6 separate regions of the Mus musculus genome follow, and regions 1, 2, 3, 4 and 6 are each linked to region 5. A link is a loop called in an ENCODE intact Hi-C map of the cell type or tissue named here. Cell type or tissue: heart. All regions are shown on one strand.

Region 1 (5,000 bases), 700 kb after region 5:
TACTCTAGTTGACTTGGACAGACTCTGGGTCTTCTTCCTCCTTAGATCCATGGGATCCTGCTGAACGCTGAACACCAAGGCTAACGTTCCCCACACTGGCAAATCATTTTCTTTATTGGGTCTCTAATGATGAAGCGAACAGAGAAGTAGAGAAGGCAATAAATAAATTGCACTGTGCTACACATTGGTGAAAATCATGTTTTCCAATTTATTCTTCACAACAAAGCATATTTGATCAGAGATTCTACAGACTCCCAGGACACCATGATTGGTGTATGGCAACTTTCTGCCATGAATAATTATTTTCCAGAAGCATATCGGGTCAGATATGAAGTCGAGAATGGGGAAATGAATCTCCGTGGTGACCTCAGGCAGATCTCTCTCTCTTTTTTTTTACACGTGCAAATCAGCTGGATAGTTATTACCACCTGGTGCTGCTGATGAGTCTAGTCAGGGAAACAAAGCCGCCAATCACCCCACAGCAGACTACAGCAGCCCAGGGCTGGGGAGGGCTTGGGCGGGGGGGGCTGCTGAGCACAGGCAAATGCATTTTAAGGTATTCTGACAATAACAAGCAAATTCCTTAGTTTGAGAGGAAATGCGTTGCTTAGAAAGCATTATCAATGGTTGATTCAGTTGTTCTGCTGTAAACTACATATTTTACTGTATTCACAAAATAACTTTAAAAGCTTAAATAAATTAAAACAATTTATTTATAGTGTTTTTGGAGGAAACCAGTCCTCTTTTTCAAAAGAAGGGGGGGGGGTGATTTTTACTACTGATTAAAACCATCTCTTAACAGTCTAAATAGACATCAGAGCACAAGCATTCATGATAAGAATCTAGTATTACAGAGTCCTACATTCAAATTTAAGTTGTGTCGTTTATGACTTCTGCCTTGAAACAAGTTGTTTTTCTGTGAATTAGACACCCCTTTCCTGGTAATAGGAATAATGGGAGTTGAGTTAATGGGATAATAGATTTATGGGGCTCAAATGCCTGTCTTCATTTACCATGCTTCTTCTTATTACCACATCTTGTGAGACCCAAGTTTTAGCAGCACAGAGACTAGCAAATAAGAAATCCAGGGAATAGCAAGTCACCAAATATCAGTTATAATGTGAGCTAGCAGCCATGCTGTGGCCAGGCATAGCTAGACCAGGAACTGTTTGCACTGGGCAAAGAGGACTCGAGTCTCAGGCAAAGGATACTTAGGAGGACACAGGAAGGTATTGTCCCAAGAGGATGATTAATTACTACACCCTACCCATTCATTAATTAATTCAATACATATGAATTGAGTACTAAGTGTATTCAAAACGCTATGTCAAGGACCACAGTTGCAAAGATTAGCTTGGTACCCGCCCTCGGTAATCTTTATGCTCATTGGAGTGTCGCCTGATTTATGCCTGGACCACACTGCTTTGTAGTCATGGCTTCCTCTCCCTCCCCTGTCTCTCAGCGGTGAGCAAGTTCGCTATTCTAAACACATTTGTACAAGAGGTACTTAGTAAATGTTTGTGGAAGTGAATGCCTTAATATCCACCGTTGCTGGACTTCCAGCCACTCTATGAACCTGGAAGGTAGACAGACACATGCTTGTGAATTAAATTCTTAATGCCAAATGAATGCAAAGGGTGCTGTTTATATAGGTAGTGGTTTTGTCGACATCTTTGTTAAGGTGTGAGTTGCTGTGTAATACCAAGATACAGTTACTACTTTCTCAGTTTAAATAGGCTTCTTTAGTCACAGTAGGTGAGAAATCAGCGTTGCTTTGCATTGTTGAAGCTCACTGGGGGAAACGTGACAATGGAAAGTGCTCTGTGAGCCAGTGATTTGGTTCACTGATGACACTCCCTCTATCTTTCAGTGAGATATAAACAGGAAAGGCAGCCAAGATAAAAACAAAATAAAAGTTTTCCACGAGTCGTGTTGAAGCTTCGTAATCTTGTACTTGGATTATTGTAGTACATTCTTATATTAAAACAACTTGTAAGCTTCGGATAGCTGTGTTTAATTGGTTTTATAATCAGGGTCTCTTTTCCAGTTCTATGGATTTGATATCATCGACCAGAAGCAGTTCAGAAGACTGGTGTGGTACACTTGATAAAAACAGCAGCCTCTCAGGAATGTTTCCTCTCTGATGTCCTGTGGAGTAAATTGTGCCTTGTTGTATTATTAATGAACTTTGTTAGGTGGTGCAAGCTTGCGGATGACGCTTTGATAGGGTACATGGAGGCATATTGCTGGACTGAAGCTGCTTATAATCAGAAGTCTGGAATCGACTGCTAATAGACAGCTTAATCCAAGCATGATGACTTCCCATTAATCTGTGATGGGTTTTTATTTCCCATTATAAACTAAATATGTAAACACAAAAGAATTAGCAGGGCCGCTTTGAGAGGATTTAATTCTCAGGGCTCCCTCTGCTGGTGGTAGAGGGCGACAAATTGCCAGAGAACTGAAGGATGAGGGGAATGTCCTTACCATGATTTTGCCATTTATATTAGAGCTAAATTTACCGTTGGACACTCAAGCAATCAAACCAAATATTTTGGTTTATAAACTAGCTAGTTTTTCCCCTAAAGATTAAGTGATATTCTTGTGGTTGAATTAATTAGTCTTTTCATCACAGAAAATTGAGCTATTTTGTATTTAAAATAAATATTTGCCAGAGTTAGACCAAGCAATTTTTAACATTATTTATACAACTTATTACCAATAGCTTATAGAATAGAAACTGAGCTGTTAATAGAAATGTAGCGAAGATTTACTAGCTACCCAAACTACTTCACCCAGCCTATATAATTCCCATACTACATAAATACACCCCACAGAACTACTGATAAAAAGAAATCACTTTCTGAGACATAAGCCCATCTTAACATAGCATATAGATTACATTTTTTTAAAAATTGGGACTATTTTCCAAGTGGAGCCCTCTGAGACTGAGTACCCATGTCACATGGCTTCAACAGGCATCTTCTGACGTCTATGGTAAGATATACTTTTTCAATAAAAAGTCCTTTTCTATTTAGCATCACATTATGCTAACAGTCCTTAAACTGGAACAGACACTATTATTCCTGTTTCACAAACTCGGGGACAGATCTCAGAAAAGTTAAGGGACTGGCCCCAAATTACATACTCCCTAGTGGAAAAGCTCCTTGGACTTAAAAAGACTGCGTCCTTTGAGAGCTACCTAATAAGACATCAAGGAAAGCATTGCCGGAGACGTGGCTCTGTGGTAGGGCTCTATCCTAGCATGCGTGAAGCCCTGTGTTGGATCACCACCACCACATACTGCAAAACTTGAAATTACTTTTAAAGCCACCTAGGTTTTAGAAAGCATCTTAGCTTGGCTCCACATCTGTACTTCATAGCACATCTGTACTTCATAGCACATCTGTATTTCACAGCACTCTACTAACTTCTTAATGAACTCAGGTATCTTGAAAGCTGTAGCCAGTTTCAGCTAAATACCCTGGTAGTGAGAAGGGAAGAGAGAATATAAGGTGCGTGAGACTCAACCAGGTGGGGTTCTAGAAGGATCTTGAAACTTCAGCTAGTCCTCAGCAAAACTGCAAGGGGGCAAACATTGTTGTCAGGAGACATTTTTTTATCCAAGAGAGATCATCCTAGCATCATCCACTGTGCCAGTGTTCAGAAGCTAGACTATGTCTCAAAATTCTGAGATCCAAGATCATGTTAGAAATCTAGGATTGTGTACAACTATTACCTGGGCTCTAACTGTGTCAGCCTCGAGGTAAGAACAATTGGATACTTCAGTTCCCAGCATCCCCCAGGCCTGTAAGCAGGCAGTCTTTTGAAACCAAACCACGAACTTAGCTTTTTCTCCTCCCCAGGCATACGTGAACAACCTTTTAGCAAAATTAATGACAAAAGTTGAAAGCAAAGAGCCAGGTGTAACTAGCAGCCACCGTGAAATAGGTCTGATGGTTCCAAGCACATCAGGAGAGCACGAGGGCACAACTGATAGGATGCTGGTGAGGAACTGATATACAGATCCGCAGATTAAATCACTCCTTACCCCGAGAGATACTTATAGATGTGATCTATCACAGTTACAGGGAAGGACAGAGACAAGTCGTAAGAACAGTCCACCTGAGTTGTATGCTGGGACACAGAGACACCTGCAGGTTTGCCCTTGGTGCCTAGCACAATTGAGACAGTTGGTTAAAAATGTTTGGGTGGAAAAAGGTATGCCTGAAGATTGATATCTGATTGGTAGGCTCAGTAAAAATCTAAAAGCCTATCAATTTACTTTAAGAGAGATACTGCTTATGTCTCAAAATAGATGTGAAATTATTATTTCCACAATGAAAAGTTTGTCTAGAATACATGCTACTTATAATCCTAAAATAAGAAATAAAGATGAGAAATATAAAATTATTGTATTTGTGTAAGCATAATATCCACCCAGTTGTAAGTGTGTATATATATGTGTGTGTGTGTGTGTGTGTGTGTATATATATATACTTAAATATACATTTGTTCTGTCAAGTGTCAGCATTTGCCTCTATATAGCTTTCCAAGAAATCAACTCAATTTCAACTGCATTTCAGTGTTAGCTGATGCAGACCGGTGAAAGTGACATGTTGTGTTCCACGAATTCTACTCCAACCACTGTTCTTGAAAAATGAATCTGCTGACCTCTGACCCTTAGACTTCAGCTCACACTCACCCACATGCAGGTTTCTTGATTTTTGTCAAAAGTTGAGCAAAAAAGGCTTAACTATATGTTCAAAAGTATACTCATACTTAATTTATCTATATCTCACCTGTCTGACTGATTCATTCTTCAGAAAATGACCAAAGGATCAGATGAAGACAGAAGAGGCATCTACAAAACCCCAGGGCAGACTTCATCCTCTTCATTCACAATGACATGCCGTGGCCTCTCACTTACAGTCCATGTGCTCTTGTTTTCACATATATGCCAACCAACTTGTTTACCTGAGAGGAAAAGTGATGTCAGA
Region 2 (5,000 bases), 84 kb after region 5:
TTCCTGTACTTACTTCTTTGTCATACCCTAAAGTCAGATTCCGTGCCTGGACTGACTTGTCATGGCTAATATCAGATTCCTGCCAAGTGGCACCCCCAAAGGCTCTCCACACTTCCACTTTTAATTTTATGTTCTAAATGTAAAGAACAGAACAAAATATCTGACTTAGATAAGGATGGCTTCATTTGAAAGAAAGGGCCCACTCTGCAGAAAAGGGCCGATTATAAAGTAACACGTTTTTGTCTACCTTAGACCTTTTGGTGCTTCAGACCCATAAATCCAAGTGTTTACACTTCCTTTTGAAGTCATAAAATCATCCTAAACTCTTTCTTCAAGTTAAAATCACCATTTCCCTCTAAGTCTGGCTCTTTTCCAGTGCTCCCTATCTCTCACTGATGGCATTAGCAGTGGGCCCACCAGGACTCTCCAGTGATTTTTCTCTTACCCGAAACCTTGATATGAGTCTGTCACCAAGGTCTCTCACTTTATAATTTGTTCCATTTGCCCTTCTTATTTTTATTTCCTCCCTCTGTCAATTAAACTATGCCTAACTTCACCCATCACTTGTGCATCCTAATTGGTCCAATGTTGGCCAAACTTGTGCTCCCACACCGTAGCTGGAATGATTTTGCTCTGATCTTATCAGACTCCTGTTTTCTCAAGAAAAGGATTAAGTTTTGTTTTTTAGAAAACAAGGCCAAACTGATCTTTTAGTGTGGTGCCCAGTTTCACATTGTATCGCTGTCTCCTTGTCCAGTCACAATGGCCTCCTTTTAGTCTCTTAGGCTTGCAATGCTTGCTTCAAACAAAAGGCCTTTACATAGGACACTCCTTGTGTTTCTTCACGATTGTGTTTCTTATCTTTTGGATCTAATTTGAGTGTGACCTCCTTAAGAAAGCTTACTCTAACACCTCTGGCTAGATTGACAAATTCCCCACCTGTAAGTTTTCATAACACCTAAGAAAATTGAATACCCTCTTCCTAAATTAGTCTTAAAATTCTATCAGCTTGAACAGTTTGTTTCCTCTCTCAAAGTAGTCTCTGGATTTCACTTCTTTAGATGCTGTCCTGTTACGGTTTAGGCTTAGTAGGGAGCCACTCTTGAGGACTTGTTAGAACAGCCGCTCCACTGGCTTTCCCATCATCCCTGGCTGCTGTGATGCCTTCTAACACTGTGAACATAGAACACTTTTTAACTTGTAGTTTTCTTCCCACTCCTGTTGGATGCTTTATTGTAGCTATGGTATGCTTCCTCAGTACTTAACGAAGGGCCTAGTCCATAAATACTCAAAATCATCCTGGAGTCTGCAGTTTAGCAGTATATCCCATGTTTAGTTCTGTTTGTCTTTCCTGCATTGTCCTGTGACACACTTCCTTTTCACTTTCTTCATTTCTTTCATGGTACTGCGGACTAAATCCTGGGCCTTGTATACACTAGATAAGCTTACTACCATCTAGCCATATCCTCGGTGGATATCCTCTCCATTTATAAGACAAATATAAATATAGTGCTGTCTTTAGCACTATACATATTTTTCTACTTTGTTTCCTCACTTGAAAAATACTTGGGAAGATTTGAGAGATGATTTAGACTTTATGTTTCCCTTTCAAACCTGGCTAGGCTAACATTTTTTCTCATGTGATTTCCCTAGAAACTTTTTTTTCAGGATTAGATCTTTTAGAATCTTTGCCTCTAGCTAGCTCTCTTCTCTCTGTCCTGTTTTATTTTTAAACTCCCTGATAGCTCAATGAAAAACCCTAGGACAAGTATTAGCAAGAGTCAAAAACAAAACAAAACACAACAACAACAACAAAAACAAACAAAACTTTCCTGTTCCCTTTAGGAAAGATCTGAGACAAGAGGCAGCACGAGTTTTATGTTCTTAGAAACTACCAAGGCTGGGAAATAAAATGGCTAATTTTCCAAATAAAAACTGGTGAAATGTCTGTTTACTTTCTTCCACATTGGTGAGGCGATACATGGCACACTAAAGTTTAGCTCTCTCCTATTCTTTTAAGTTTACAAAGCTGTAACTGAAGATCTTAGAATTTAGGGGATTATCTTACAAAGTAGATACTATGTCTATGCCTTCTTCTCTGCTGGTGTTGTCAGTGTAAACATAGCATATTATTATATCTATTGCACTTTGAAAATCAGAAACATTTTCTTCCTTAACTAAAGAAGAAAAACCCGTAAAAGTGATTGAACACAGAACATAAAAGCTTTTGTTGAAGTTTCCCTCCTAATTTTGCCTATGGAGCGCCCCCACCCCTCCCATTGAAGTTTTGTTATTGATACTTGCAGTTGACTGGAATACAGCCTTCTTTAGGTCGTTTTCAATTCTTAGGGAAATACAGCACTACTGTTTAAGGGGCCCCAGTTATTCAGAGGTTTTGGAGATTGTTAAGAGTGTAATTTTGGAAAGCTCAGCCTTTGTTGCTACCCCTTAGCTTGAAAAGACCATCCTTATCATTTCAAGTTCTTCTCATGCTGGTGAGATAAGCGCGTAGTCATGAAAGGACCCTTTTTGACGTCCAAGAGCAACAGAAACAAGCCTAAAGCCCTCATGGGGTATGGCCAGGAGGTGTTATGTATGATGTCTGTCTGTCTCTCTCCACTTGCTTGGCTGGGATGGCTTCTGAGCTATGCAATGTAAACTTTTTTGCTGCCTTCTGGATGACAGCTGATCTGGGATCTCAGGTACCCTCTCTTTTCCAGACACACAGGTCTCGACCTTCAACGTCCCTCCCCTTTGTCCTCCCCACTCTTCTCTCGCTCAGAAGGTCTGGGACAATCAGGATCAGTTTCTTTTCTTGGCGAGACTGGGGCGTGGGAGTTGTTCATGAGAAAAGGAGGCAGAACTAGTAAGAGTCAGTCGGAACCGCCCTACCCTGTGGTGCCCCGAGGACCGACAGCCTACACTAGCGCGGAGGATACTCAGCCTAAATCCTCCTGCCACACCCGCCGCTCTGAGGCACCAACGGCTGGGCCGGCCGGATCACGTGATGGGGGAGCGGCGCGCGCCGGCTGCAGCGCCCATTGGCTGGCGGCAGGAGCGCGGGGTTTGATGGGAAGGCATTGGCCGGGCCCAGCGCTCTATCTGTAGGTGCTGCTGCCTGCTCCAGAGGCTCTACGCGGTGGCGACCCAGGCTTCCCCGAGTGGACGCCCAGGCCGAGCGGCGCCCGCTTTTCTCAGGTAGGACTGTGAAGGGAGGGCCGCGTAGACGGAGGCGCTCCGGACAGCGGGAACCAGTCTCCGGGTTCCTCGGCGCGCCGGCCCGGGTGCCTCCGCCCCTGCCAAGTGGCCTAGAGCTTGGTGGCGGCTGGGGAACACGCCGCGGGGCTGCTGCCCTCCGTACACTGTTGCCGCCTTCTCTCGTGGATCGCCCTGAACAGCGGCCCGAGCGGCTCCGGAGCGCACGAGACCCGGCTCTGCCTCCCCTGAGGCCGGTGTTCTTTCCGGGTATGTTCTCAGGGATTCCGCGCAGTGGCTGTTTAGAGCCCGAGCCCTTGGGCCCCCCCTGTGTTAAGAAGTGTCAGAAGGTCCCAGAGAGCACATCCCTAGCTGAAATATCCACCCTGAGAGCCCCGATCACCTCCGCGTCCACCTGAGCTGGCACGACGGGAAGGTCTGAAAACTGTCAGTGTCATGCTGCTCCGTCCGCGTGTGGGCGTGGATTGTGAGCGACTTAGAGGAGCTGCTCCACAACCATTGTCCTTACTTATTGGAGGGACAGCGACCAGTCTGAGGGGTGGGGTAGGACGAAGGTGCGTGGTGACAGGAGCGACCCGGGAAAAGCAACTCCAAGGGGCATCAGTAGGTTTAATTCTTTGATGGTGTGTTTGCGGACGGAGAGTTCGGATTGGTGAATTTATTTCTGCGTGCAGTTTTAAGCAACACCTGCGACTCACTGAGTTTTCAGTGTTCTGTTCTTACTTTTTGGTTTCTGGTTTGTGGTGCTTAGAGCCTATTGTTTTCTGTCTCTGTGGCCTCAGTCTTAGCGTTGACAACATTGTCTAGAGGTGTGATGGATGTGAGTAAATTTAGTTACAGGCATATATATGTTCAAGCTGGCAGGCAGGGCTAATACCTAGTTCCCAAAGGTCTCCATAGTGCCTTCTTAGAAGAACAAAGTTGATTTCGAATACGAACCTTAAGCAAGAGTGGTTCATTTAAAAGTGAAGTTTTAAAAAGTTCCTTGACATCTATTGGGGTCACCATAGTAATGATGTTAATAAATGTTTATGGTGTTTATATGTTGGAAGAATGCTTGGATAGGTGACTCTAATAAAGGTATGAGTTCATATAGAAATCTCCCTGTCAGTCTTTTTTATTTTTAATTTTTATATTTATTTATTTTGTGGTGGTCATCTCATATTAAAAGTGCTTTTAGAAGTGTGCTTACCATTTTTTTTTTTTTTTTTTTTGGGCAATAAACCTGGTGTAAGATATTTCAGAGTTGCCTATTTGGACATTTGAAAGCGATTTCGAACAAATCACATTTAAACCCAAATTGTGTAGTATAATGTGGAGATGCTGTTAAAGGTGACTAGTTTATATTTAAGTTTGGAATCAAAGGTTAAAAACCACAAAACTCCATTTCTTTTGTTGTTTTCTATGAAGGCTTATACGTTTATTATAATGGGAAGTGCTTGAAAAATACTCCATTTATTTATTTCCATGCTAGGGTAAATGAGAAAAATATTTTTAGTAAAAACACAAACTTATTTTATACTTACAGATTTTAAATTATGAAATAATTAAAATATGCACTCATTTAATGGAATGTTAGGCACATGCTTCATTTAGATATTACATGTGGTTTTGGTAACAGCAATAGTAATGGCTAAAATTACCTAAATACTATGTGCTAAATACTGTGCCAAGTGATAAATAAGTTCACTAAATTTATACAATTCCAAGGAATGTAAATATTCTAACTGCTTTATTAGCCAAAGCTCAGAGTTTAAGAACTCTCTAAGTTTAAGATCATATAG
Region 3 (5,000 bases), 360 kb after region 5:
TGGACAATGAAAATCGGGTTTGCTCTGCCCTGCCCCAGTGTCCTCTCGATGCATTGTATTCCGTTCTCTTTCTTTCTGAGGGACGCCCTGCTCTTCCAGGTGAGGCCTGACTGAGCCTTCCCTTGGCTTCACAAGGAGCCTCAGATGTTTGACCTAACCAACCTCCAAGTCTTTGGAGGTTTGTCCATCATAAATTTGCAGTAATTGTTTTGACATTGTTGACCTCTCAAAACATGAAAAGTAGGGCCCGAACAATGAGCAGGCTGTAATTTCATTAGGGGTTTGTTACATTTCAAAAGGGAATACAATTTTTTATGAAAAACAAAAGGAACCTTGTCATACTCTATTAAAGCGGTCTCTTAGCTGAAAATTGCCCGAGGACTTACAGGCTCCTAATTGCAACACTCTACCTCAGGTTTCATGTAATTTAAACGAATGAGTCTTGTAGCGAATGTCTCCTGTTTAAATTACTCAATGTCTCTTTCTTAAATTGCTCAAACTTAGTATTTTGACCTCCTTTCTTCAAGAGTTCAGTTCTGAGAACAGAAAATTCTGGGGGCTGAGGGGAGAATGTTTATATCTAAGGAAGTTAGCAAATGATTCATTTTTAAAGACACTAACTAGTTCACAATCTTTATTAAAAATGCCACACTGTTTGCGTAGAAGGAGGAAAAGGAATGTGTAGGCACGGGAGGGTTTTCTTCCCTTGCGTATTTCTCAGGGACGTAAGAAAGTACTTATTACAGCAACCCGAAAATCGGGTCTGAGGGCTGGTGCACAGCTAGCTGTGTATGAAGGGAGTAAATTGCCAGATTGTAAACACAGCTTGAGTCGCTTCTTTCTTGACGTTTGAACTAACTTAAGTCCCCTCGGGATCTGACTTGAGTTTTGGCAAACTACAGCTTTAAGTTTTGAGAGATGAAAAAGAGAAAAGAAAAGAAAAAAGAAGAAGATATCACCTAACAATGTCTCCTCTTTAGGCAAGTTGTTGTGAAGTTGGTCATCTTAATGACGTGTGGTAAAAGAGCTGAGGAGAGACAGATGACGTCACCTGGCCCTTTCTGAGATATTGGATGGTGATGAACTTGTGGCATTTAGAAAGGGCTCTCTGAGCTTAGTCAGACTGGGATTCGAGCAAGCATGGGGGTGGAAGCAGAGAAACTGCTGGTAGTTATTAACTTCCTGGTTATCTCTGAAACTGGGTAAAGAGATTATAAGGGAAGAGAGAAGGGGAGAGAGGTCCAAGGAGGAGAAAGGAGCAGGGAAGAGAGGAGGAGTCGGGATTTCTCAGTTTACAGTCTTCTGTACGTTTTAGGGTCTACTGGTTATTTTATCATGCAAACCTTTACTTACACCACCAAGTCCACCTCATGTCATGGTGAGTCTCACTAGCTGCATTAATATCGTGAAAAAAAAATGTACTGGGGTACGTGCCTGTGACTCTACCGCTTAGGAAACTGAGCTGGGTAGATCATTAGCTCCAGGACACCCTAGGTTGTCCAGTGAGGCCCCATCTCAGCAGGCGGAGGAGGAAGAGGAGGAAGAGGAGGAAGAGGAGGAAGAGGAGGAAGAGGAGGAAGAGGAGGAAGAGGAGGAAGAGGAGGAAGAGGAGGGAGAGGAGGGAGAGGAGGAGGAGCAGGGGGAGGAGCAGGAGGAGTAGAAAGAAATAAATTTTTTTTAAATGATGTTAGGTCAAGTCCACTAGTAAATAATAATATTTTAATGTGATATTTTTGTATTAACAAATATTTCAGCAAGAGTTCGACATGTACATGGCAAGAATCTAAATTTCTTACATGTACCAATTAATTTAGTCCCCATAGCAACCTCGTAAAATAGGGATTTTTTGCTATCCTCACATTTGAGGTGGAGAAGCTAAGGCATGGGCAAGTTTACAAACTGGTGTAGTCGACACAGCTCTGAGGTCAATGGGACTGAAACAGTTTGCCCTTTCTGCAGCATGAGTCTGGATTTTTAAAGACGTGTGGTCAGTCATTCTCTGGAACTGAACGTCATTTCCATCCCAGACGGACTCCACTAGAGTCATGTCCTGCTGTGTCGCCCTGGTGGTGACAGTAATTAACAGCCATGTCTGCATGAAGGACAGTGGTGAAGACCGTAGCTTTCTCATTGTCTGTGGAGAACTGAGACAACAGCAAAAAAAAAAAAAAAAAAAAAAAAAAAAAAAAAAAAAAAAAAAAAACCCCACAGGGCAGACTTGTGAAAGACGAATAGAATGTGTGTTTTATCTGCTCATTTGTTCATCTACCAAATTCTCACAGAAGGTATCTCATGTGCACCTGGCATCCTCTTCTCTCCACCGTAAACAAGCCAGGCCCTTCCTGCATCGCTTGGGTGTCTCAGATACTTTCCTCTCTAGGAACTCTTCCCCACCCACCCTCTTCTGGGGTTAAAAAAAAAAAAAAAAAGAAAGAAAAGAAAAGAAGAAAAAAGGTGAAAGGTGTTCCACACAGTCTACCTGTAAGAGCAGGGAGACGAAAGTTCCTGAGGTTATTTCAAAACCATACAAAGACATCCACGCACGGAACGCACGGCCCTGAATGTGCTCATCGTGTCCTCAACTACCAAGCTGCATAAGGACTTGCATTAAAACTGATGGTGGGGGAGGGGAAGCAGAGACGGAGACACAGTTCTTGAATTAAATGGATCCTCTCTAGGGGTGTGCACTTAAGGATGTAGTCAGCACAGCGTTTCGGTGTCTTTAGATCTTAGGAATGTATTTCAAGATTAATTATAAAATGAATTCTTTAAAATGGAAAAATACATCCATTTCCTAGTACTCCTGACAGCAGAGTGGTTAAGAAAAGTCTTGAAGCAAGCAGTTCAGTGGCTGGACCGCCACCTACTGGTCATTGTTAGCCACAACTGAGCCGTAGCTTAGGAAAAGAAGGTAAGAAAAAAATGCCTCGGGCAAGCCCTCTTTCTAAAGAAAATATTTTAATGCTTACACTGTGGTGAAATGAATGTTTTAAAGGATTAAGAGGATATGATTAGTGTCATTTCAAATTCCTCTACATGTTTTGGTAGTTTATGGAGGTCACACTGCTTAAGATACAAGTTTCACAGTGTTCCAAAAATGTATATATATGCAGGCCGTTTCAATCAGGTCAAACAGAGCACCGTCGCGGAAATTTATGAAAATGTATCCCAAACACAAACGCACCAACCTGAAGGTGTCAGCTTGCAACTCCAGTGTCCAATGTCCAGAAAAGAGAGAAGGTCTTTGTCCTCACACCTTTCTGTTTAAGAAGCTTTTGCAGATTTTAAAAATATATACATTCAAATATATACATTCAAATAAGGAGATCAAGTCAAGAACATCCCCAGTCATTTCTGAAGGACCCTGAACTGGCAGAAACCTGTTCAGTTAACACCGAGTTTAACATCTGTCAAATGCTCACAGTTCAGGAAGACGTGTGATTTTTTTCCATGTTTCTCCTAAATAACTGAATTCCTCATTGTCGAGTGATAGTGCATTCTTACAAATGACAATGTTCCCTACTGCTTAAATGTAGAATCCTGGTGGAAACTTCACAAATGTTATGGAGTCCTTCGTTTCTAAATGGCACTTCTTTAAGTCTTTGTGCTAAATTATACATGTAAGGAAAAATTGCAGAGTGTTTATCATTGTTGGTAGGATGCATAAATGTATATGCTTTTGCAATTTCACATGAGTTTATAGATTTTTTTCACTCATACTAACATGTGACTTTATTTATTATGTTTTTAGGGCATAAGGGAAAATCAACCTAGACTAGTTGGGTTTTATTAAACTATGCTTCCTACTAACGCTATGCTATAGCTTTCAGTATTAAACTATGTCAGTGAATTCTAACAACCCAGCCATTCTCAGCTAACATGTCTCTTTTCCTTCCAGGGCAAGGTAGGTTTAGAGAATACCACCTTCATTTGTTAAGATAATCTCTTCACAAAAGAAGACTAAAACTCCATTTTATTTTTTGTGATAATAGCATTTTTCCCTGTACATAAAAAGCCTTAGCAGATTTAAAATCACCATGATTAGACCCACCCATGCCCAGTCTTGAGATAAACATATTGTTTAGAATGTTTTTCTTTATGATATCAGTCACACAGGTATAAAACTAGAGGTCTGTGTTTGCCTTTATTTACAGCTACACTGATAAGATTTATAGAGATAGTATAAAATGATATTAAGCAACAGGAGTAAAGTTGATCAAATATTCACTTTCTATTTACAGCTTTTTTCCTTAGGTGAGTCCATTCAATAATGACATTAAACCAAAGCCAAAGAAAAATAACTTTACCTAAAAATACGGATGAAGAACCGAACCAAATAAAATTAAGCTGATCTCTTAATAAATGTCTGTTTATTGTTTTAAATTCTGCGTTTTTTTTCCTACTTTTCTGAATCATGCTGACGACGCATCTTAGAATACAAGCATATATAATAACTTGGACACAACCATTTTTATTTCTTTTGTGTGTCATTACTGAGAGATTGAAGCAAGCCTCACCTAAGTGTAGTGATGCAAAAATAATCGTATCCCAGTCTGGCTGCGCAAGAGCGGAGGCAAACAAGAGCCTCATATTAAAGTGCTTCTAGGTAGCTGACATGACACATCTAGCCAGACGTAAATAATGACAGACGGAAACTATCATAAGGTCTGTGAAGCATCAACATACCGCTATCATTTTCTCTCTAACCTTGCCTTGCTAGCAGCTCTCCGCCTTCCAGGCCGAGAGATCATTTAAAAAGCAAATCCTAATGACCCTGCCTAGTGTAACAACCGTCCGTCCCGGAGAGTGGCATCAATTTAACTCAGTTTGGGAACTCAGAGGAACAGCTATTGTTGACTCAAACACCCTAAACTCCAGTTCTCCACAGATCAATCCCCGCCCCCACAGTCTCCCCTTTTCCTGTTGCTATTTCCAAGCCTTAAGAAGAGATCATCCTTGCAGGTGGGGAAATGGCTCATCGCAGTTATTCACTTGGCATT
Region 4 (5,000 bases), 1.4 Mb after region 5:
AATCTCTAGCTCCTGACGCAAAAGAAGAAAATGCCAACTCTCTTAGCAATTGACAAAAAGAAAGCGGACTGAGGGAGTCTCACCCTATCCCTGCATTTCTTTCATCAATGAATCGCCCCTGAAGTGGCAAGATGCCTGCGAAACAATGCAAAATCCACAGTGAATTTCCAAAGAGAAAGAAGGCTACCGTCTGGGAAAACCTACAGCTCAAACGTTAAGCTTTCCCGGATCCTGGCCAACTAACTGACTCTGGAGGAATGTGTCCCCACGGACATTTAGAAATCTTAAGAGTTCCAAACACCGTACATATTTATACCAATAATATATGGGGAGGCAAGTCTGTATGTATTTACCTCATACATATTTCTATAAACTCCAGCGTCTGGAAAGGGTGGGGGGTAAATAGCACTGAACGGTTAAAATTATGGAGAAGGGATAATAACTGATTACTAATTTGAAAGTAAATAAACAGGTGACTTTTTCAGATCAAATTCCTCCTTGGATCGTTACAATAAATATCTCTGAAGGAAGCGCTCTATTTATGTTGTCATTGATTAATTCTTCACTACCTCATTTGATTTCGATTTAGAACGATTTGATTCTAATTTAATTAGCATGTAATTTGGATGTACATAATTACTGTAATTATGACATTCAGGTAAGGCAGCTTTAGGCTGAAAGGCAATTTCAAATTTTCTAGCAACCTACTTTGTACTGGGAAATGGACAAGGACTTTGCGCCCTGCTATCCAAGTAGTAATTAGCACATCTCTGAAATAGGCAGTGCGGCGGGGTTTGTATTAAAACAGCAAATACAAACCCAGCCGAGTACCCGCTACAAAGGTGGCTGTTGAGTTCCCAGAAGCGCGCTGCATTTCCCTGGCTTGAGTTTGGGGAGCCGGGCACCCCAGAGCCTCATCTCTTTTCTTACAGCTTCGGGAGACTGCGTTTCTTTCCTCCTCGGGCGGGCGCCGGGGTTGGAAGGTGTCGCTTTTTAAATTAAAAAACAATAACTGCTGAAGGGGGAGGGGAGAAAGTCCCTACAAGCCCTCTAAAGCTAGTGGATGGGGGAGGGGTAGTGGACTAGGAAGAGGAGGGAAGGGGGCGGCGGGAGGCAGGGCGATGCACAGAGAAGAGAAAATTGGCCAACGCCCCCAACTGTTATCTCATTTCAGATTTGGGTTTCGAAAAGGCAAGGACAAAAGGGGTGGGTCTGTTCTGGGAGGGGGTGCGCACCCGTCGGGAGGGCCTGGGGCGAGGGCTCTGGGGGCTCCTGGTCGCCCTCTGGGGCCCCGTCGAGCTGCCCCATGCCCGCTGCGCCCCACTTGAGCAGTGGTCGCCTCCCATTGCACGGAAACCCTGCAGAGGTCTGTTGAGGTGCTCGGTGGGTCCAGGCTGGTCATAGCTGTGAGACTCTGGCTTTCTCTTCTGTGTTAGGGGTTCTGGGAAGCTGAGGAGGTCTTGGTGACCTGGTGGTAAACTGCGTTCACGCCCGTCCTGGGTAGTCCAGGCAGACCCGATGGTCCCGCAGCCCTGGACCCTAGGACGCTGGGTGAAGTGTGCGAGGCAAGCTGTGCCCACCGCGGGATCTCTACCCAGGGTGCACGTCGCTGCCGCTACCGACAACGCTCAGCTTTCTCATTTAGGAGTGCTGGAAGACCCTGAAATCGCCTAGGAAAGAATGCTAAATGAGACAATGAAAGAAAGCTGGGTCCAGGGCCAAGCGAGGTGGTAGTCTGTTTTGCTTGGATTTTTCAGTAAGTGTGTTTCAGAAATAATCCCCTTCCTTTGGAGCCATTGCTAGGCAATGTCCCCTCAAAACGGGGCTTGTCCCCAGCTAAAACACTAAACCTCGCTTTTCTTTGCCTGATTCCTTGGCTGCCAGAGTTCTCGACAGAAGCAGGTCTCCAAGCGCTAAAAGCCAAGCACCAGGCCGACAGCGCGGACTCCTATGCAGGAGCTCTAGATGGCGCCAGAGAGCCGCACTCGCCGTGCGCCTCTTGGGGGAATCAAGAGCTACTGTCAAACATAAAAGCAAATCAGAGTTTTCAGTTTTTTTTAATGTGTTAAGAATGTTATTCCTTAAGAAAATTTGTAGCTAAATTATTCTCACTTAAAATAAACACTTAGTATACCAATTACACAAATGGGCGGGATTTATGTGAGATTTACTTCATCTGCATTTTTGTAGTGGAAGAGAGCCTTGGTGAATACAGATAATAGATGCAAATAAGATTAGAGTTAAAATAAATAAAGTTTCCATGTGAATAAAAAGAAATTCAATTTTACACGACTGGTGACGATTTGACGGAATGTCCAGACACGCGGTTCAGGTGCACAATCTAATCTCATCCAAATGTTTTCAAACGTCCTTGAGGAAAGGAAAAAAAAAAATCTACTCCTTTTTCTTCATCAGGTAGGACCCGGTGGGTCCTCCAAAGACTGGGGGTAAATTATGCCAAGAAAGAAAAATACTGGGGAGGGTGTGAATTGAGCCGGGATAGGCGCAGGCCCAGCAAACTTGGTCTTGGTTCATCTACTGCGTGGAAGTTGGAAACAAGAAATCCCTGGAAACTCACTGAAACGAAATTGCATTTCCCCTCACCCCGGCGGGGGCGGGACTCCAGGACCCTGGTCTCAGCCCTGGCTTCACAAAATCCACTTCCAGGCGGCAGTCTTCATTCGCAGCGTGGCCTCCCCATCTACTCTACCCGGGACCCAGTTAGGCCCAAGCCGCGGGAATGCAGAGGTGGCCCTGGGGAGGCGCAGCCGCACCCCACCTGGGGACCCAGCTGGTATCCTAGCTCATGGACCTCGCCTCCCGTGCACGCTCTCTTCCATTTGTTCGTCTTCAGTCGGTCACCACCTACTGAGTCTCAAGGTCTCCCCGGGATGCCTAGAGCTGGTGGGAAGTGGGGCAGGGATGTTTCCCCTGGTGGGTTTCCGACAAGAGCGCGGGACCGGGTCCCTCTTGGCTCAGCTTGGAGCCCAAGATGTCTGACTGGACACTGAGGTCTGGGCTGCCGCCCGCGGTTCACCGGAGCCGCGGTGATGGACGTTGGCTGACCCGCGGGGCAGAGACAGCGCGCAGAGGCCTTGATCACTGGCCTGCGGAGGGAGCCCCTCCGGGAGCGAGACCTGCACAGCCAGGCCCTTTGATCTGCCTTTATTATCAACAAGAAACAAAGCTGCCTGGGACCGACGTCCCGGCGCCCTCATTCCTCAGGAACCCCCAGCTCGCACTCACCTCCGCACCTCCAGCCTGCAGACCCTAGACGCACGGGACGCCCTATAGACCTCAGAGCCTCTGCCTCAAACCCCCAGGATGAGCGTACTCTGCCACAGCTTCTCCTTAAGACCAGACCCAAACTCGAAGACGCTTTGGGGCTGGGGGTGCGGGGCGTCCCAGGCAGAAATGGATGAGCCGGGAGAGAAAATGACCGAAGAGAAGGAAAACTAGAGGAAGAAGAGCTCCGAGAAAAGAGGAAGAAGCCACTGAACCTCACGCTGCAGACTCCCCGCTGGGAACCTTCCTGCTGTTTCTCGTTGCCTTGCTATTTGGCTCTTCAGAGCAGTTTTTGTTGACTGTTAATACCAATAATTTATTCTTTCCAAAGAATCAAAATCTTCACTCAAGTTTCCAAGGCCAGTAATCAAAAAAAGAGGGGGAAATTTATAGCTGCTGACTCCCCTTGCAGTTTCTATTGTGTGAGAAGTCTTTTAGAAATATTTTTATTCTGTAAATATGTACTTTCTTTTTCCAAACTAACATTTTTTTTCGAATTGAGAAATTGTCTCATTTACCAATTTTCCTTTCGTCATTCTCTCCCTTCTCCCTCTTTTAAACTGGGGCTGTTAAGTTGGTGGTCAGAAGACAAAGAGAGTGAAAATAATTTTCATTTCAATAATTGCCTTCTGGTCAATTTAACTGTGCCTTATTTTGAAAGAGACTGTCTAAATGAGATTCCTGTCCCAAATGTGTTCCCAGGCCTGATCCCAGCCTTTAATTATTCCTGAGTTTTTTTTCTTCAGAATAAGACGCCGCACTGCGTAATCACAAAGAAGGCAGAGAGCATCCTTGAACCTTTTCAGAAGCAGCCACTGATATTCAAATAACCTGCGAGGGCCATTTGACGGCGAGGGGACCTAGGCATTTCCAATTCACTATTTGCATAGATCAGCCGTCTTTGAAAAGGAAAGGAGCAGTTGTCTTCCATAACATTAAAAAGCCTAGTTATCAAATCAAGTGCTTAGTTTGGGGCTTTTAAAACGTTTACATTTTATCTCAGGTTGCCCTTTACCGTTTGACATGCAAATTTGGTGCAGTTAATTTAGACAATTAAAAAGATCTTCAAGGGAGCTTTGTCACAGAGAATATTTGGAGTTTTCCCTGTGGACCAGCTGAGATAAAGTTGGCCAGAACAAATGATGTCTAGGAGATTAATTAGATATTTGATAAGACATGAATCCCTAATAAGGGAATACAAGGCACAGGGGGCTGCTGTGTGCTCTAAGTCAAAATTAATAACATTTAACAAGATTTTCATTTAGGCATGAAATGTCTTTTCCGGGGTATTGACTCTAGCGATTTATTCCCCAGAGATGCCTCCCAACGTAGAGAGCCTTGGAAACTAAAAGATATTTTTTTCCTAGAAAGATTTTTTCCCCCACAGATTGTTTTAAAATCAGTTTTAAAAAACAAACCCACCAATTTTTTCTGAACCCTCCGGGAGATGGGTAGGTATCTCCCCAGTTAAAACTGTCAAAAGCCCTGGCTTTTTAAAAAGGCGATCCAAAGATTTAAAATGTCACCTTTTGCAAGCCCTCCCATTAAGTAATACAACTACACATTCTTATAACCCGATTTAATTTTTGCTGTTGATATACAAATAAATAATTTTGACTTCTCAAAAAAATGTATGTGTGCTATGGCTTTTGCAACCCACATAAACTTCATTGCCTACAACTAACATTAAGGGAATTTGTTTCCCAACAAAAAAA
Region 5 (5,000 bases):
GTAGAACTTAGGGTTTCTCTGCCAATTTCAAAGGTTATTCAGAAATAAAGAAAGTTTTGAATAATGAATTTTATCATTTTCTATCACCAGCTTGTCTGTGACTTCAACAAAAATTAAGTTTAGATATGCAGAAGTAGGTTATACTAGAAAAAGGTCTCTGAAAGGGCCCACAGGTAGAACTCCAAATCCCAGGATCCCAGGGAAGTCACTGCTGTTGAGCCAGACTGCTGAGGCTGATTATGAGGTAAAATTAGGGTGTTGGTAGTTTACGGGGTGGGTAGGCAGGTATAGAGAGGATGCTGCAGTTAAATAAGAAGAAATGTTTTCGTTTAGCTTGGATATCTTGTGTCCAAACTGTATTCAAGCTGAAATTTAATTGTAATCTATTTTTTTCCTTCAATTTTTTTTTTTGAGACATAGATCCACTCTCTAGCCAAGGCTGTCCTCAAATTTTCAAAAGGGGTGGGATTACAGGCATGAACCTCTATGCCAGGCTTATAACCATTTTTTTTTCAGATGTCCAAGAGCACAGGGTGAGCCTTATATTTGTGTGGCAGCACATCACAATGAAATCTTAACAAAAGGATAAGCAAGAGTTTAGCAATGAAAATAATTTCCAAATACTTACCTATTGTTCTGTGAAAAAAAAAGCTACATTTCCTGATTTGGGTGAAAGGCCATGATGTCCTTTGCTGCCCCAATCCCCTTCCACGTCTCTCCATTTGCTTCTCTTTCTTCTTTCCTTCCTCAAGCGCCCCACTGAGTATTGAATCTGTGCTGGAGACAGACATAGCCTCTGTTCTTTCTTGTAGATCTCACAATTTGTACATCTGTTTGGGGATGGAAAAATGAATGGATACAGGCTATGACTTAGACTTATTGAAGTGTCCTGTTTACCAAGACAGCAATGAGCTCAATTAACAACACAATTGATGACGATTACAACCAGGATGGCAGGATCCTGCCAGAAAAGGGTTGTGGGAGATGCCTTTGAAAGTATTTACCTTGATGACCACAACCAGGAAATACAGAACACCCTTTTAATTAACTTTTGAGAAACCAATGATTCAGTAGAAAACGTCTCAGTTTAGAAGCAGGGTCTTAAGTTGAGAAGAACTGGCTGGTTTTTGTTCCTGACCATGTCTGTCTGCCAGCTCTGGAGCTAATTTTTCCTCTCCAGCTAATAATCAACTTCACTCAGGCTGAGAAAAAAAAAAACAGAGCAAACAAAATATGAAGCAAACCCCAAGAGAATCACAACATTTTGTGTATAAGGCAGGTTCTAGCAACAGCCAGATGTCCTGTGTTTGGGGCATTTTCTAAATCTAAAAGGTGGAATCCTTTTGGGTTTAGCAACAAAATTAGCCTATATTTAATGAAAATCTCAGGCAACAACAAACACCCCCCGCCCCTCTAAATACCAGGTGACTTAAAAAAAAAATCCTGAGTTTGCCTCCCACTGGGCAGCAGGGCCCTATTTGAGATGAAGAGACCACCTCCAACTGTGGACTGTAGGAAACAGGCAGGGTCTTCCCTTCCAGAGAAATGCTGAGCTTTTCTAGAGAGCTCTAGAAGGTAGGGCCAGGGCTTAAGGACCGAATAACTTCTTTCTTTCTTCCTAAATAGAAGCAAAGATTGCAATTTGCTATTTTGTCTGACATTTTGAAACAACTTTTCTAACTTGCTAAATGCTTATTCTATGAGTCAAATAGAAGCTTATTACCATTTCAAATAATTCACATTCTCCACGGGCAAGCCACATTATGCATAGCAGCGAAGCAAAGCGGGTGAAGGGTAGGAAAATGCCTAAAAATGTAGAAGGAGTTGAGAGACTGGCAAAGGATGCCAGTGGTATGCTCCGGATCCCTGAAAGGCGACCGCAGTTCCCCGCGCTTGGCGCTAGATGTCCCTGCAAGTTCTTGGGTCTGATCTGAGGGTACATTAAACTCCTGGCAGTTGGCAAATCTGATTAGCCTCGGGGTCCAGGAAGAAAGTAGCCACCAATTCCCTCACTTACAACCATTCTAGGGTAACTTGGAGTTGAAGGTGGAGGGGAGAAGGAAAACTAAATTAAATGAGCTGACCCAGGCGAGGCAGAAAGCTAGAGGCTTGCCTGAGGAGAAATGAGAGTAGGAAGCCTAGAAGACTGGCTTGGTTAGTCCAACCCTCACCCTCTCTTATAAATCGAAACCTGGTCCTGAAGACCACACTTAGCCTAAAGAAAACATGCCCTGCCCGCAGCTCAGACTCTGCAGGTGTTTACTGCCCGTTCACAACATCTGCACTCCCATAAGTTCTCCAGCGAGCTTGAGACTTACTTCGGGTTGAGAACGGGTGGCTGGCATCTTCCACCGGGAAGCCCAGAGCTGGGTGAGACCACCGCATCCCGTGGCCCTGTTGCTGCTCGACGGGGCTTTACTCTTGACCCATCCCTCTGCAAGTCTAGAACAAGTTTTAACCTGAAGTCACAGGTCAAATGTTCACTGTTTACAAGAAACAAATACTTAGTTTGGCAGTCTAACCCCACCCCAGGAGAAAGAAAGAAAGAAAGAAAGAAAGAAAGAAAGAAAGAAAGGAAGGAAGGAAGGAAGGAAGGAAGGAAGAAAGGAAGGAAGGAGAAAAAGAAAAGGAGGAAAAGAAAATGCCCTTGCTTTGTTTACATCATTCTTGCCAGCAAAACTGTTCTTTTTGGGTAATACAGAGAAATTTTTTCCTGTATGTCACCTCACTCCCAATCTTAAAAATTTGGCATGCCCTTCGCATAGGTGGAAGATGCCCTTTGAAGGCATGGGGTTTGGGTTAGATTTTTGTCTGAGTGTTCTTGTTCTTGGTGATGGTACTTTGAAGATATCAGAAACTGAAAACTGGGTCCATTTCTAATTTCATCCTCTCCTTTCTGGAAAGGATATGAAATGACTATTTTTTCAACAAATGTAACTCTCTCTCTCTCTCTCTCTCTCTCTCTCTCCTCCACTGGTGTAATGTTTTTGAGGTAGGCCTGCCTTTAAATAAGACAGGTAACATGAAGAAAAAAAAAAGCGGTTATGCAAAACTTTCAACCCCCCATGACATCCATTATTGGAGATAAGTATAAACCATGAACAATTACCAAAGCTCTCTGTGTAGGAGGTTTCCTTAAAGGGGCGGGGCAATTCCCCAGGGGTTCTCTGGTCTTCAGAAGGTAGATCTATGTAAAAAGCCACTTGTAATTGTATACTAAATGAGTTATACAAATTAGTCAATATTATTACTAGTAATAGGTAATGTTCTAAAGGAACATTAACTATTCAAATGGAATAGTCACTGTGAAATGCTATCCTCTGCTAAGGGCAGTGAAAAGTTATGGATGTTTTTCATTGAGGTAGTTTCCCTGACAAGATCACAAGTATATGTGGGGCAATAGACATCCTGGAAATGCAGTATCAGTGTTACTTAAAAGGTGCAAGGTAGTTTCAAAACCACTAATGAATGAAGGTGTCGCGGAGAAATGATTTTTTTTTCATTTTCAGTAGAGTGGAGTCGTACTTGGCCAGCTTTTGGAACCAGAGGCGGTGGGTCGTAGAAGAAGGTAAGAAATCTTCCTAGGCCACTGAGGTTTCTGCGACAGAAAAGCAGCTCACAGCTGCTGAAACCGCGAGGAAAACAGATGGGGGCGCCAAATGACAGCAATAAAGGCATCGGCGGATTTCCGCCCAGGCTGAGCGACCACTTGCTGCCAGGGTCTTGGCCCCCCATGGAGCCTAGCCTAGACCAAAGATTCTCTTCTAGTCCCTTGGGTAGAGAAGGATTAGGTAGCAGGATCCTCCCAGAGACACTGGGGCCCAGACTGCCTGGACCGGTGGAGCTGGGCGTCCTGGCTGAGAAGCAGTTGGGGGCGCCCGCAGAGCTGGACGTGTGATTAGCGAAGAGAGGTAGCCAAAATCCTGCTTGAGGACAATGCAAGTGCCAGGAACTGAATGACCACTAGGGTAGAATAGCCACTGGGACAGGGGCAAAGGTGGATGCTGGGTCAAATTCTCAAATGGAGGTCATCGCCCACCAGACAATTCTCCTAAGCCTGCGAGCCTATGCAATTTTCCACTTACAACTTTAAAGAGGTGGGATTGTTTTTTTTTTTTTTTTTTTTTTTTTTTTCCAGCAAGCTTGCCTGTAGAAATAAGTTGGCGCTAAGGGGAAGAGGTGAAAAACTTTTGGCATTGACTATATATGTATACACATGTATATAAATATATTTCACACCTCACCTCCCCTTACATTCTTGACGCGCCCCCAACGGGTCCAAGGTTAAAAAGAAAGCGCCAACAGACAGATGGGCAATTAGATCAGAGGTTTACCCCCTAACACACCCCAATATGCTGGGTGTGTCTCAAGGCGGGAAGGAGGGGGGCCCGGGTTAGGGTCTCAGTTAGTCCTGTGACCGGGATGCAAAACCAGCATCAAGACTGCCAGGCTCTCTAGGCTGCTTCGGAAGCTCACGCGCTAGACCACTGTGTCCTGTCCCTGTCTTCCGTGGACCTCGCCAGTGCGGACAAAGCTCTGCTTCTGGGGCAGCAGGCGGGCAAACTGGCACGACGCATCTGAGTCGGGCAGGGTGGGGCGCAAGCGCGGGAGGAGATGAGCGCATTTGAGTGAAGATTGATCTTCCTTAAAATGGTTGCCACCGGCGTCATTATGACTATCAAAGTTATCGCCAAGAGGCTCAGCCTCCAGCCTCAGGCGGGAAGGAGAAGAGGCAAGGCTGGTTGGAGACTCTCTGTGCCCCCAGTCAGCACCAGGAACACCGGGGGCCACAGGTAAGGGCCTAGGGTGGAGGAGGGGGAGGATGGAGAAGTGGAAGAAGAACAAAGTGGGAAAGGAAGGGAGGCAGCAGGAGATTCCATTCCCTCCACTTTGACCCCCAAAACCCAGTTACTTCACCACGAATTCCTCTATTTGAGAAGGGTGGGAGAAAGCCGGCAATTTTAAAAAGTGGGTTCTGTGATGGGGAGCTATGGTACGGT
Region 6 (5,000 bases), 880 kb after region 5:
GTAGTTACAAGCCAATGATTGGCATAATGTACACTTGCCCATCTAATGAAAAGGATCTGACAGTCTGATTGGCACTGTGTAGTAGACAAACACACTTGTCAAATAACTAAGCTCAACTGTGATTTCTAGTAAGCTTGTTATTTGTGGCACCATCTTTATGTGTTTAGATGGGAAGCAAATACTGTGAGATAGAAAAGGCCTCATTCACTGAGATGACAATGCTTTGAGAAGAAGGGACCTGGCATAAGATTCAGGTCCTTTACTTCAGGGGAAAACTGGCTTTTATTGAATACCGAGGAAGATACTCCACACTGAGAGAAGATGAAATCATTTGTTTAATGTCCATTCTGGCTTTGTTTAATCCTAAGAATAACCTAGAAGGTGTGAACATGGTCTGCCCACCCCCTGCTCTCTTCTCGACTGTGTCCTGGCTCATCTCAACCATGCTGCCTTAGCACAACCAGTGGCTGGCACTGGTTCACTTTCTGCCTCTGTGGGGATTCATGCATTGGCGCATCACCCAACTTGGCTCATCAGCAGGGAGATTCAGCGACATACAAACACAAATGGGGCAGTGAGAACAGTTTCAAGGCAGAATTGTATATAATAGATTCAAATTCCAAGTTGTCTTAAATGTTTGTAGAAAGTAGGCAGAGTTCATAAAGCAATGTTAAGATCCATCAGCTCGGCAGCCCCGCCTGCATCCCGCACCTTCCCTATGTCCCCATTCCTCAAAGAGTTCCTGGGCACAGCCGGGTCCTGCCTGCTTTGCTCAGGATTTCCTCATATTCCTCAACCTAATCTCTGTGTATCCAGTGCTGACTGTTTGCGTAATTCATCATCTCTCAAGGCAAGCTTGAGTCCTCAAGACACCTTAGCAGATCTGAAGAGATAATCTTGGGTTCTTAGGCCAGAATTTTGCATGAGGTCTTGTATATCAACGGTACGTTTGCTGAACGGATGAGAGACGGATGCGTGAATTTAAATCTGCTCATTGTCACAAATGTCTGGGAAAGTCCTAGACGACTGGATACAAAAGAGCGTTGTGAAAACTCTATCATAGGAACAGACTCTGATTTTAATCATGGAAACTCACTATATCCCTTTCAGCTTTCTACTAACGAGAAATTTAATTTTTACCCAGGGACCATAGGCATCGTGCTGATTAAATTCCCAATGTAATCACCCTGAATAAGTCACCCTCACTGTGGACACCCACATTCGTCAGAAAAACCACGGCCATGTTAGGGAGATTTGATTTGTAGCCAAATCCGATTATATACTCTCGAGCAAACCTGGCAGAAATCCAACTGCCCCAGTTAAATAGACATTTAGCCACACTGTGCATTAGATATGCCTGGTAACCTCAGAAAAATACAGTTGAATAGCAATGCTGGCTTAACATACTATAATATGATTGTAGGATAGAACAAAAACCTACTGGCAGCCAAATCATTGCGCTTTTATCTAACATGTATTTGAAAATATACTTGATGCTGAGTCTATAAAAAAAAATCCCAGGAGATCTGTTATACTATTTACCAGAAAATAAGCATTATTTTAAAAACATTTATTCAAAGCAAAATTAAAAGTAGACCTTCCCCTCCCCCTTCTTGTTCCTTCTCCCAATCCTCTGTCCACTGGTGATTTTGATACAAACTATCACACTTTTTAGAAGCACCTGTGCCTCTTAGACCATTCTAACCTTGGTGGTTTAGTAATCCCCAGGTTCTATCACCCAGGGACCTGAGATCCCCTCTTCTTGCTGAGTAAGAAGAAACTCATTATCCCGGGTTATTCTCATTTCGAATTTAATGCCCCTTCTTGTTGCTTCCCCTCCTTCCCAATCACAGAGCTGCCCAAGTGCTGGTTGGTTTGCCTAACTTGGAAGGCCTTAGTCTCTCCTCAGTGGCACGCCACAAGAAGCCAGATGGCCTTTTAGCATAATTTTGATGAGAGTAAGCATTGTGTAGCAAAATCTTGGCTTCAATTCTTATGGTTTCTTATATACTTTTCTTGGATGGAATTTCAGACCATTTCTAAGGCACAATATTACTCCAGTGGATATAATATAGGCACCCTCTGGTGGTCAATAGAACACAATCAATTCTTCTGAACACTAATTTAAATTATTTAAGTGTAATGGCCAATTTTATAGTTTGTGATGCACACTCTCTCTCTAGTTCTAGATTTCCATCTGAATTCCTATGTTCAAGGCACGTGTGTCTAAGTTACTTTTGCATGCATAAAGCTTTGTCCTTTTAAAATGATACTTCAAAGTCACCAAATGCCACGAATATCATGTAGTGTTTATTCAGAAAACCTGAGAAGGAACCAATAGCAAACGAAACTCACCTCAAACTAATTCACACAGTGGAAACAAAGCTGCCAGTTGCTAACATGAACACAGGACGGAGCTGCTACATATGGTCAGGCTGTGTTAACATTTAAGAAATAATTCCAACCTTTGTAATTGCTATGCTGAGGTATAGAAAATGCTTCTATCAAATTAGCAGAAACAAACTGCGCAACCTTTTCCCTTTAACAACAAGCTTCTGCACTATTTTGGGAACTGTGCTAATATGGCTGGTATTCCAGTGTTTAAAGCTGTGTTGACAAGATAAAGCACTATAATTTTAACTTGTTATTGTGAGACAGACGCTGCCTCATTAATTTCTGCTTCATTCAAAACTGAAGAACAAATCAATGTTTACCAACGGGAATGAAGCTAAATGAGTAAAAAAAAAAAAAAAAAAAAAAAGAAAGAAAGAAAACCTAAAACCCTCCAGTAAGCCATTAGTTCACGATGCAAAAACGCTTTTAAAGGATTGTCTAAGTTCTGTTTACTCAACAGAATTTGGATAGAAGTGAGAAACTATTTTAGTAAATTTAAAATAGATTTCTCAGCATACATTCAATTTTAATACTGCTGAGACTGGAAAAGATTCCTTTATGTTGTAAATGTAGCACTGTTGTGTAATCCATTACTAGTGAGAGAAGAGAGTTGGTGCTCTAAGAAGTGTGACTTCTTGGTTACATTGAGCATTTAGGAACTTTACATGAACACTGCTTTAAATATGTTAAAGATTCAATCATCTTCCAGTTTATCCACAATCCACTTAAAGACTGTTAAAGATCCCTGTGGCAGACACAACCAAGAAGGATGTCAGACTTGATCAACTCCCATGGTTTCATCCTCTCATTTTATGAATGAGGGAGGTAAGGACAGAGAGAGCCAAAGCCTTGTTTAAAACTGAACAGCCATTTAGTAGCCGCACTACAAACAGACTGGCTCTTCTACTTTCCTGCTAAGTCACAATTAAATTTTTGAACGAAGCGTGTGTGTTTTGAAAAGTAAATTCGTTTTTTGCCTTGTTTATAAATGACCAAAGTCACCACCCATAATAATCACTTCTGGGTAGTTAACACTCTCCTCACATTGAATGTGAAGTAGGAGGCTACTGCTTTATTTCCAACTAAGCAAGCAAAGAGGCACACTATTTCTTAATGGCTAGGGTGACATTATAAGCACCAATACTACTTATAAGAGGGAACACTTTGAGTGTGGAAAGCATTTTGTTTGCTAGAGAAGTCAGTGGGAAAACGTCCCTTGCAAGAGCTAGATGCTCTGAGAAGATGCCAACACTCACTTTAATCATTATTTCCAATAGTTTCTTAAAAACAGCTGTCTCTATTGAGTGTGGCTTTATCAAGGTATTGTATAGACAAGAGGAAGGCAATGGGAAGGTCTCCTCTAAAGTCTAAGCTGGGTCCATTACTGGACTTAGCTCTGTTTGGTTGCTGTTAGTAAAAAGTGAAATGTTGGTCTGGTAACTAGAGCTTGGCTGCACAGTGGGTGAATCACAGCAGAGGGGTACTAAGTGCCCTCTTACTGATCCTCAGAGTAACTCCTCAACAGGCAGAGAAAACTCCAGCAAACTGAACTCTCACATCCAAAGGCTTGGTGCTCTGGTAACTCTCATTAAATTGAACTAAGAAAATAAACACTTTTCGGTTCTTAACCTCCATGGACATACAGTCCCGAAGAGAGCTGCTTGTGAATAAAGACTCAGGGCAAGTTGTAATCTCCTGAACTTGAAGTCGACCCACAAATGTAAAACCGCTGAGGACAAAGAATCCACCTTGCTTCTTTGCTTCTAATGGTAAACAGATTTTCCTTTTTAAATTCAAACCAAACATGCTCTAAAGGCTTGGGGGATGGGTGGTGAAGGAGGTTGTCTGGGAGAACTGCAGAAGACTCAGCTTTTCCTCTTGGTTGCCACTAAATAAGCACACATTGGTGGTGGTGGTGGTGGTGGTGGTGGTGGTGGTGGGGATCCTTAAATTGTTCTTTTTTTTCTTTAAATCTGTTCAAATTTCAATGAAAGATTTTAAAAAAGTTTTTGTTTTTAGATGTGAAAAAAATTTTTTTGGTGTGCTTATGTGTACTTTTCTAGGAAGAAGGGAAGTATTTCTTCTAGATACTCCTGGTTGAGACAATGGGCTCTCTAGATACTGATTTATCTGGTTGCAGATTGGATCAGCAGAGATACTATCATGGCTGTAAAATCTGTCCAACAAAGCCTTCTTGAATTTTCATTTATCTTGATGAACTGTAATTTTTTTTTCTCAAGAAAAAAAGGGAGGAGTGCATAAAATCAAAAGGAGATTATTGAAAATAATGTTGTAAAATGTTGGTGATTCCAAGAAATATTTTTATACCAGTAGCTAATGAAAATCTATTTAATGTAAGATCAGGTGCCTAGACGTTTGTTCACTCAGGCTGATTATTTTAATATTTCTTTCTTTTTTGAGTTAACTGGCTTGAAACAAAAGGCTTGGCTCCTCCTTTCTACCGGCTTTTCTTCTTTTCTGATGCTTGAGTGTGCTGTGAAATGATGATTGATTAGCTGCACTCTGTTTGAGGTAGTAATTAGCGTTTTATAAAGATTTGATTCCTGAGATATATTAAATAACACAATAACTAGTTGAAATTTAGA

The links. Hi-C counts contacts between places; a loop is a spot of excess contacts. Peaks named below come from ENCODE experiments on the same cell type or tissue, not always from the same donor. Only the 100,000 strongest peaks of a DNase experiment are listed, where the experiment ranks them.
Region 1: it touches region 5 in a loop (6-fold over the local background); 26 of 42 quality-filtered maps call a loop at or near these places.
Region 2: a loop joins it to region 5, with 2.1 times the contacts of the local background. A loop is called at or near these places in 7 of 42 quality-filtered maps.
Region 3: a loop joins it to region 5, with 10 times the contacts of the local background. A loop is called at or near these places in 34 of 42 quality-filtered maps.
Region 4: a loop joins it to region 5, with 10 times the contacts of the local background. A loop is called at or near these places in 9 of 42 quality-filtered maps.
Region 6: it touches region 5 in a loop (4-fold over the local background); 4 of 42 quality-filtered maps call a loop at or near these places.

Annotation. Positions count from the first base shown.
Region 1 is chr2:73,963,223-73,968,222 of GRCm38, reverse strand. Gm38603 (a long non-coding RNA gene) reads right to left here. Exons shown (of 3, transcript XR_866447.2): 2 at 4,803-4,977; 3 at 223-2,148. Among named protein-coding and RNA genes, the nearest start is that of Gm38603, 4.5 kb to the right of the region's middle. In heart, a CTCF peak has its summit at 2,430 (motif pointing left); no DNase peak of the experiment used is centred here; H3K27me3 peaks cover 1,074 bases.
Region 2 is chr2:74,577,017-74,582,016 of GRCm38, reverse strand. Lnpk (lunapark, ER junction formation factor) reads left to right here and starts at 3,069. Exons shown (of 13, transcript NM_027133.3): 1 at 3,069-3,198. It overlaps 4930445N08Rik (RIKEN cDNA 4930445N08 gene), which reads right to left and starts at 2,973. Exons shown (of 2, transcript NR_166470.1): 1 at 2,893-2,973. In heart, a CTCF peak has its summit at 2,982; DNase peaks (open chromatin) are centred at 3,036 and 3,646; H3K4me3 peaks cover 2,185 bases; H3K27ac peaks cover 1,976 bases.
Region 3 is chr2:74,298,318-74,303,317 of GRCm38, reverse strand. 4930441J16Rik (RIKEN cDNA 4930441J16 gene) reads left to right here. Exons shown (of 5, transcript NR_040501.1): 4 at 2,799-2,911; 5 at 4,242-4,378. Among named protein-coding and RNA genes, the nearest start is that of 4930441J16Rik, 6.9 kb to the left of the region's middle. In heart, a CTCF peak has its summit at 2,868 (motif pointing left); no DNase peak of the experiment used is centred here; H3K4me3 peaks cover 646 bases.
Region 4 is chr2:73,275,621-73,280,620 of GRCm38, reverse strand. Sp9 (trans-acting transcription factor 9) reads right to left here. Exons shown (of 2, transcript NM_001005343.2): 2 at 4,850-5,000. Among named protein-coding and RNA genes, the nearest start is that of Sp9, 6.2 kb to the right of the region's middle. In heart, no CTCF peak of the experiment used is centred here; a DNase peak (open chromatin) is centred at 1,950; H3K4me3 peaks cover 2,446 bases; H3K27ac peaks cover 282 bases; H3K27me3 peaks cover 2,833 bases.
Region 5 is chr2:74,660,655-74,665,654 of GRCm38, reverse strand. It overlaps Gm31790 (a long non-coding RNA gene), which reads right to left and starts at 4,104. Exons shown (of 3, transcript XR_374674.2): 1 at 1,724-4,104; 2 at 629-830. It also overlaps a transcript of Evx2 not described here. In heart, CTCF peaks have their summits at 1,894 and 3,643 (motif pointing right); no DNase peak of the experiment used is centred here; H3K4me3 peaks cover 389 bases; H3K27me3 peaks cover 4,822 bases.
Region 6 is chr2:73,776,300-73,781,299 of GRCm38, reverse strand. No RefSeq gene overlaps it. Among named protein-coding and RNA genes, the nearest start is that of Chn1, 3.5 kb to the right of the region's middle. In heart, a CTCF peak has its summit at 2,113 (motif pointing left); no DNase peak of the experiment used is centred here; H3K4me3 peaks cover 107 bases.